Regions from separate parts of the Homo sapiens genome. Here region 2 is linked to region 1. A link is an interaction called in ENCODE POLR2A ChIA-PET data of the cell type or tissue named here. Cell type or tissue: CD4-positive, alpha-beta T cell. All regions are shown on one strand. Each heading gives the region's core, and the rest is flanking DNA. Links, peaks and the distances in the headings are about the cores only. Region 1 overlaps LOC105372997 (a long non-coding RNA gene). Region 2 overlaps MORC2 (MORC family CW-type zinc finger 2).

Region 1 (4,393 bases), core at 159-4,158:
CTCGGCTTACTGCAACCTCCACCTCCCAGGTTCAAGCAATTCTCCTGCCTCAGCCTCCCAAGTAGCTGGGATTAAAGGTGTGCGCCACCACGCCTGGCTAAATTTTTTTTTGTATTTTTTTAGTAGAGATGGGGTTTCACCATGTTGGCCAGGCTGGTCTCAAACTCCTGACCTCAGGTGATCCACCCACCTTGGCCTCCCAAAGTTCTGGGATTACAGGTGTGAGCCACCATGCCTGGCCACTTTACTAAATAAATTTTAAAAGCTTTATCAGGGAAGAAAACTAGTGTCAATTCAACTAATCTGAGGTGAATCTGAATTCACTACACTCATAGAAAGGATAGAGAGATACATTTAATTCACTCTTTAAAATAGTTTACTGATAATGTTTGATCCCTTTCGTCCATTTAATAAGATAGATTGCTTTGTTTTTGCAATCACTCTCCTATCTCCCCACCCAAGCTTCTGATCCTCTGACTCTTGACTTGGTCTACCCTGTGAATTACACCCTAGAGTCTGTAAATTTATTCACACATATTCATACACAGATACGGTAGCATTTTAAAATTTGGCCAGGTATAGTGGCTCACACTTGTAAATCCCAGCACTTGGGAGGCCAAGGTGGGAGGATGAGCCCAGGAGTTTGAGACCAGCCTGGGCAACATAATAAGACCCTCATCTCTACAAAAAAAAAAAAATAGGTAGGTGTGGTGGCACTCATCTGTAGTCCCACCTACTGAGGTGGGAGGATCATTTGAGTTCAGGAGTTGGAGGCTGCAGTGACCTGTGATCATGCCACTGCACTCCAGCTTGGGCAACAAAGAGAGACCCTGTCTTAAAAAAAAAATTTATTTTTTTTGAGACAGAGTCTTGCTCTGTTGCCCAGGCTGGAATGCAGTGGCGCCATCTCGGCTCGCTGCAAGCTCCGCCTCCTGGGTTCACGCCATTCTGCCTCAGCCTCCCGAGTAGCTGGGACTACAGGCGCCCGCCACCACGCCCGGCTAATTTTTTGTATTTTGTTTAGTAGAGACGGGGTTTCACTGTGTTAGCCAGGATGGTCTCGATCTCCTGACCTCGTAATCCGCCTGTCTTGGCCTCCTAAGGTGCTGGGATTATAGGTGTGAGCCACTGCGCCTGGCCAAAATTTTTTTTTAATTTAACAATTCCAATATAATAGGGATTTTTAAATTTTATTAATTTTACAAATATTTTTGAGAATCTGCTACATGCTAAATATAGTTGTAGATACTGGGAATACATCTGTGAACAAAATATTTGAAATCTCTGCCCTCATGAAGCTTATATTCTAATTGGGAGAGACATGATAAACATGTAAAATATTAGGTAATCTTAAGCGTTATGCGAAAAAAAGTGAAGCAGAGTAAGGGAGAGAGTAACAGGGTGATATTCCACTTGCCAAAGAAAGCATATACTATTTTCAGGGAAGTAGTAGGATATTTCTATAGCAAAAAGCTGAAGGGGAAGGGCTCTTTGCACAATTTTTGGTGGGAGGGGTCCTATGTTTACTCTTACAGTGCAGCAGGAGACATATGATGTGCATTTTGTTTCATTACATAAAATACAGGCTTGAGGAAATGAGAGTAGTTTTAAATTTCAGAACAGCAGAAGGTTCTTTGAAGTTGGTCACTCAGCACGTAATGTATTGCCTTTGTATGCAGCGAGGGTTCATTTATTGATATCTGATGAAATGCTCCTCCTTAGATTTTGAAGGGCTACTTTTGCTGGATTGTAATACTTTTCCCTCTGATTACGGTAGAGACAGGCTATAACAGGCCAGCACTTGTACTAGTTTCAGATTATCTACCATGCCTATGTAGGGATGCTAGTATTTCTACCTCAGAAGCCCAAGGCTTCTTTACCTGTTGCTGTTGTCATCTAATTTTCCTATTTAAAAAATACTATTTTCCCTAACTTACCTTGATACTCAGCAAAACCATATTTTGTGTCATGTGTCTTATCAGGAACAGCACTGCCTAGAAAAGATACAAAGCCAGAAGATTTTTTTCAGCTTAGTCATGTCTATTTTTTCTCCCCTGTAACTAAGACATTTATCAGCATGATTGATTGGATTTTTTTAGGGGGCGAGGGAATGAAGGACTTGATTCTCAGTCCTTCAGAGATGTACTCTAACAGGTTCAGTACCTTCCTTCCTCAAGGCAATCAGATTTGGTTTAGAAATGTGCCTCTTGTCTTTTTCTGATGATCCAGATTTGAACTTTGCTCCATTTATTGGGGCAAGATGGCCATATTTTATGGCCTGTAGTTAGCGCAGACTTCAGATTTCTTCTGAAAATATCACGGCAATAATAATGTGATACAGTGCTACTCAAATACTTAAATTTTGAGTTGTTTATATCCTTGAAGACAACATTGTGAAACATAATACTCATATCCTCAGTTTCGTATTAGATGATTACTAATCCAGAGACAAAGCTGTGCGATGAAATCAGGAAATATTCTCCAGAGTGTTTCCCAAGAAGGATGGGCACTTCATTTTGTTAACAGGATATGTTAGTGAGTGAACTCTAATAAGGAAGTTATAAAGCTGTTAAAAGGCTTAAGAATCCTTTTTTGTCAGCAAAAGAGGGCCAAAGTGTTGGTAAAAATCTTTGGAATAAGACCTAATGAGTTGGCTCCAGCAATTCACTTTATATGATGTGCTGTAGAAGTAGCTACTGAAATTGTGCTCAATATTTTGGTGTATAATTACAAACTGAGCAGGAATGGTTTTATGCAGCTTGTTAGGGAAATAATATTCTAGTCAAAATATGTAAACACCAAGGCTGTTTCTTTGAAGTGTAGCCTTCAAAGAGTTAGGTTATATCCATTTTGTGTATGCTTGGTACATAGTTTAGTTTTAATAAATGCTTGAAATAAAGGGGAAAAGCAGAGTACCATGTAAGGAAAAGCAGTCTAATGAGCCGACAGAGAGAACAGATTTTTTTTAGGGTAAACTACAGAATAGCCAAGAAGGCTTGTCAATCACAGGTTGCTTTCAGAAATAAGACATTCCACACTGGAAACTAAGGAGCCACAAAGGCAGAGAACTTGGGAACATGTCACTGGTGTTGAGAAATAAAAGGAAGAATAAATTCTGAATGAGAGTGGATTTTGATTTAGCTTAGATAACATGGTTTTCACATTGATGAAAACAGTCTTCAGTGTCACAGGAAGAATGCAGAAACTACAAACTTAATTGGTTCATAAGGCTAGACTGTCAATATAAAAGGTGAATTCACCCAGTAAGCTACAATTATGCCTCTCTTGGAAGGGGATCTGATATTCTCCAATTTCAGTAAACTGGATTTGCAGTTTTAAAATGTATTAACACCCAGTATGAGCTTAGTACTGACTTTTAAAGTAGGAGAAGCAGTATACCAAATAATTTATGAGCGTAGGCTTTGGGGTTTTTTTTTGTTTTTGTTTTTGTTTTTGAGACAGAGTCTCGCTCTGTCGCCCAGACTGGAGTGCAGTGGTGCGATCTTGGCTCACTGCAACCTCCGCCTCCCAGGTTCAAGCGAGATTCTCTTGCCTCAGCCTCCCGAATAACTGGGATTACAGGCACCCGCCACCACGCCCAGCTATTTTTTGTATTTTTAGTAGAGATGGGGTTTCACCATGTTGGCCAGGCTGATCTCAAACTCCTGACCTCGTGATCCACCCACCTCAGCCTCCCAAAGTGCTGGTATTATAGGCATGAGCCACCACGCCCAGCCGAGCGTAGCCTTTGAAAATACTTGGGTTCTAGTCTTAGCACTGCACTATGATCTTAGTTCCTTGCCTACTAACAAAGGAAAAAAAAAACTTTTTAAATGTTTAAAAAGATCTTAGGTAAGTTACTTAGCATCTATAATTTTAAGCTTTCTTAGCCTGTTATCATAGTGGTTAAGAATGCAGGCACCAACATGAGGATTCAAATCCCAGCTCTGTTGCTTCCTAGCTATGTCATCTTAGGCAAGCTACTAAACTATGGCTCAGTTTCCTCATATGGAGGGAGGCAGAGAGAGAGAGAAAAATTACCAAAATCATTGGATTGTTGACATTCATTGATCCCTGAATAAATGTTAGCTGTTATCAGGAATTTTTGTGAGTACCTCCTAACTTGTAAGTACTAGGTATAGGCCAGGCATGGTGGGTTTTGCCTATAATTCCAACATTTTGGGAGGCTGAGGCAGGAGTATTGCTTGAGGTCAGAAGTTCAAGACCAGCCTGGGCAACATAGTGAGACCCCCATCTCTGCAAATAAAAGAATCAGCTGGGCATGGCAGCACAGACCTGTAGTCCCCGCTACTTGGGAGGCTGAGGTGGGAGGATCTCTTGAGCCCAAGAGTTCAAGGCTGCAGTGAGCTATGATCATGACACTGCACTCCAT
Region 2 (4,393 bases), core at 131-4,130, 350 kb before region 1:
TGGAGGTGGGACAAGCAGGAAACTTAATGATCCAGGACAAATGCTGGTTCTAAATGCAAAAGTATACAACACTCAATCTCCAGCATTATTCTACATACATAACCACTGAGGAGAAAATGAATATGAAAAAATATATATGTAACATAAAAAATAGGGTCGTATCACCAGGTGGTAGAAGTATAAGGGAGTTTAAAAATGTTACTCCTTAAACATTTTATATTTTTCAAGTTTCATACAATGAGCATTTTATACATCCTTTAAATGAAAAGAAAGAAAGAAAAAGGGAAGAAAAGGTAAGACAGTGCCAAAGGATGGTTTTGGTGCTCGAGCCGAGGTTGTCAGCCCTGCCCTGTCTTTATGACTCAAAAAAGGGCTGAGAGCTAGGATTAAGACTTCCCTCCTGCAGGAGGCATTTGACAAGCATTTGGCATTAAAACAAAGCAGTCTTGGTGACAGAATAGCAACCTGTCAATAATCAGTCCAAAAGCTACGTCAGTTTAAAAGATCCAAGGACAGGCCTGGCACTCACCGCTGCTTGGCCTCCTTGATCCTCTTCTTGACATCGGCTTCTCTGCGCAGAGTGATGGCTCTGTTCTGGACCTGTCGCAACATCACCTGCACACATTGACATCAGGTGAGGGGAGGTGGCACTCTAGGCCACAGCAGGGAATATTGAAACATTACATCTAAGACATCTCAATTTATCTCAAAGATGTAAAACCACACCTGGAAATTTACTTCTTTCTACAGAAAACAGCCCTCACTGGGGACAAACTCAAAAGCTGTGTTTTACTTGACCAGGCTCATGGGACATGGGCTCCTAGTGCCAGAAACGCTGGAGAACAGCCGCCTGGGCCGGGACCTTACCCTGGAGTCCCGCGTGAGGTCTCCACCTAGGCGTACTTCTAATGTCCGAGCTTTGCTCTCTGCCTCCCGCGCCTTCTCTTCAGCTGAAACCCAGAAGAGAACATGGTAAGAAATGCAAAGGTTCAAAACTCTTGGTCATCCCTCCTGGATCCACAGTACTGGACACGAAGTGTGTACACCACCAAGGAAAAAAAGAGTAGGGGGAGCTATGGCTGGTGAGCAATGTGAGGGCAGCCTCTGTGCCTGGACGGCAGTCAGTCACAGAAGGAAAATCTGGCATTCAAACCTATCACGGAGGCCCCAAGGAAACTTTACAAATGAACCAGAACAGGTTTAAAAAAAAAAAAAAAACACCTAAGGCAACCAGTTGAACACTCAGCTTGAGCTGGAAGCTAAAGAAGTCTTCAGCCAATCACTCTCCAACAAGCAGCCGAGAAACCCTGAGAAACCCTGAACAGCGAGAGAGCCCCTGAGATGTTTGCCCTGAAGTCAGGAAAAGCAATTTCACAAGTATTTGCACCAGAGAACTCAGTGGGATTCTTCAATTGGGATAAGCCAAAGAGCTGACACTTTTAGGCCCTATAAATGGCAGAAGAAGAGAAAGTGGAGTGTAGAAAGAAGAAATGCTGAGGGAGTTGGCATGTAGTGAAAGGGGCTGCAAAGGAACTGAACTATGCTTCAGGAGACCAGCCTTGTCCCTGAGTTGTGGACTCAGCCTTTTCCTGGAACCCCACTTTGCCCACAAGCAGCATACCCCAGATGCACACCCCCCCAACTCCTGCACCCAGAGTGGCATTACCAATCCTTGCTACGTGCTCTGCTTTCTTCACCTCCTGCTCCGCACGGGTCTTGAAACGGCTTGACGTGTACTTGTACATCCTGATCAGTAGAAAAAGCAAGCTGATGGCCCACGCAGCAGTGGGGCAGGTGGCACACCCAAGCACAGGAAGCACCCTGCCTTCCTGCCTCCTCCCAAGCTGTGCTGTCCTGGCCCCTCATGATGAGACAAATCCAAGCTCAATTCAGCAAAAAGGTGCAGTTCCTTATTCCACTTGCCCTTAGCCTCCTGCTGTCTTTGATAAGCAACCTCACCATTCACCAGGGTTGTCATTCATCCCACAGCAGAAACAAACCTCAGGAGTAAGCCAAGCCCACTGCTTTCCTATATAGTGTCTAAAGGCCCCTTGGCCCTAAAGCCAAGAGACTCAGACAGCTCACTGAGCCAGGCAGGGCACCCTCCCTGTCACAGAGGCACACATACTCAATGAGCTTAGCCAGCCACCTCCACAGCTGATCTGTCCCTCCTCTAGGACCCAGAACTGACCCTGTGACCAATCACAGGCAACTTAAAGTCCCAAACGTAGTCAGCACTGCCAGAGCCTCTTATACAGCATCCCTCTAACAATGCCCCAGAGAAACGCGGCCACATCCTCGACCCATGGGAGACAGCAGGCCAAGGGGCACTGGCCCCTACCTGGGCTTGTACAGGCAGCAGGAGAGCCTCTTGGTCTGCACCTTGTGCCCATGGATGAAGATCCTCATCCGGGGATCAATATAGAGCACAGCGGCATAGGCACGGAACGAGCGCCGCTCTGGCTTCCTGGAGAGGGCAAAAACAGAGAAGTGCTGTCACCTGCTCCACAACAGGCCTGACCAAGGGCACAACATCCTCTCTGCAGGCTCTCCACCTTTCCATGTTAGGTACTGACTTCTGCTGCTGCCCTGAACTGGTGCTCCCTTAGTGTGAGCACCACATCCCGCCCCTCTCACGTCCTCAGCACAGGCACCCCACAGGCAACTGAGCTGGCCCTACATACTACCCTACCACAGAACACTGGGCAATGAATGTGCTCTCCCCTCTTTCCCTGAAGCCATCTCCTGAGAGCACAAACGCCAGTTCCAGGGCCTCCCTCCCTTCCCAGCCACACTCACGTGCCCTCTGGGGACGTCTCTGCCATCTGGATATCTCTTGGATTTGAGATTATGTCTAGTTCTGGCTCTCCATTATCCATGAGTTTGAGATTGAAGATGATCACCAATGTTCCTGAGAAACAGAAATCTTTTGTCCTGCCAGATCCCCCGGCCCACCCCCACACTACTTGTGATTCTGGAGCTCCCAGATTCTAGGGGCTACAGGCTCAAAGCCTACTTACCGCTGTCCCCAGGAATCTTCATAAACTGGGTCATCACTTCCTCCTCAGTGCGGAATGGAGAGTACTTATAGATGAGTTCTGTCTCAATGGCAAATTTCTCTACATTGTCTGTGACAGGTTCCCGGGTCCGAGCATTCCAGGTGGGCAGTGGGACTATCACCTGTGGAGTAAACATGAGCAGGCACTTTAAGGGAAGCCCCAGAACAGCCTTCCTCCCAAATGTGCATCTCTCTTGTCCCTCCCCACAGCAGCTCCACACTGCCCTGTAGGTGAGGCCCAAGCTCCACAGCCTGGCACCAGAGGCTCTGTGAGCTTCAGGGCTTCTGCCTCTTCCCAAGACTCAGCCACACAAGACTACTTCCTTCAGGAGATGTTGGTTTATGTGCTTAGGGTCTCTGCATGAGAAGTTCCCTGCTTGGGACGTCCCTGGTCATTTTCTTAATTTGGTAAAAATTCTACTCTTACCACTAGGGAAAATATATTTGCAATTATCTAGTGAATCAGTAAATACACATAACATAACCTAAAACTCAGCAATTCCACTCCTAGGTACATACCCTAGGAGAAACTTTTGTACATATGTACCAGTAAACATGTACAAAAATAACCCAGGCCTGGTGCAGTGGCTCATGTCTGTAATCCCAGCACTTTGGGAGGCTGAGGTGGATGGACTGCCTGAGCTCAGGAGTTTGAGACCAGTCTGGGCAACATGGTGAATCCCGGTCTCCACTAAAATACAAAAAATTAGCCGGGCGTGGCAGCGTGCGTCTGTAGCCCCAGCTACTCAGGAGGCTGAGACAGGAGAATTGCTTGAATCTGGGAGGCGGAGGTTGCAGTGAGCTGAGATCGTGCCACTGCACTCCAGCCTGGGCAACAGAGCAAGACTCCATCTCAAAAATAAATAAATAAATAAAAATAACCCAAATATCCATTCTAGAGTGGCCAAATTAAACTGTACAATGGAACACTATATAGTGATACAAATGAACTAACCACTACTAGCATCAACATGGATGAACAACATAAACACAGTGTTATATGAAATAGGATACAAAAAATACCTACAGTAAGAGTCCATTTCTAAAAAATTCACAAATAGGCAAAACTAAACTATTATTTAAAAATGCATACAAGGGTGACAAACTATAGTGAAAAAGAAGGAAATCATTATCACAAAAGTTACCTGAAGGCAGTTCCTTCGGGGGCACAAGAAGAAATATGACTGATGAGGGCACACAGGACACTTCTAACATCAGTCTGTGATGGTGGCAACACAGGTGTTGCCTTTAAAATTGTCCTCTGAACTGCATAAATATTTCAATACACTCTTCCATTTATGTGAAATTTAATTTAAATAATGTCTAAGTGATGTT

The links. ChIA-PET counts read pairs that join two places held together with the same protein. Peaks named below come from ENCODE experiments on the same cell type or tissue, not always from the same donor. Only the 100,000 strongest peaks of a DNase experiment are listed, where the experiment ranks them.
Region 2: POLR2A ChIA-PET joins it to region 1 with 5 read pairs; 5 of 35 experiments call an interaction of 5 or more read pairs at or near these places.

The regions. Positions count from the first base shown.
Region 1 is chr22:31,294,004-31,298,396 of GRCh38, forward strand. It overlaps LOC105372997 (a long non-coding RNA gene), which reads right to left. Exons shown (of 4, transcript XR_001755493.3): 2 at 1,938-1,994. Among named protein-coding and RNA genes, the nearest start is that of PIK3IP1, 3.7 kb to the left of the region's middle. RefSeq lists an enhancer at 1,488-1,537. In CD4-positive, alpha-beta T cell, for the core only: no CTCF peak of the experiment used is centred there; a DNase peak (open chromatin) is centred at 2,478; H3K4me3 peaks cover 1,033 bases; H3K27ac peaks cover 457 bases.
Region 2 is chr22:30,939,092-30,943,484 of GRCh38, forward strand. It overlaps MORC2 (MORC family CW-type zinc finger 2), which reads right to left. Exons shown (of 26, transcript NM_001303256.3): 7 at 3,021-3,180; 8 at 2,800-2,911; 9 at 2,342-2,467; 10 at 1,667-1,746; 11 at 868-950; 12 at 530-615. Among named protein-coding and RNA genes, the nearest start is that of MORC2-AS1, 19 kb to the left of the region's middle. RefSeq lists a silencer at 508-723. In CD4-positive, alpha-beta T cell, for the core only: no CTCF peak of the experiment used is centred there; a DNase peak (open chromatin) is centred at 1,770; H3K4me3 peaks cover 2,433 bases; H3K27ac peaks cover 3,530 bases.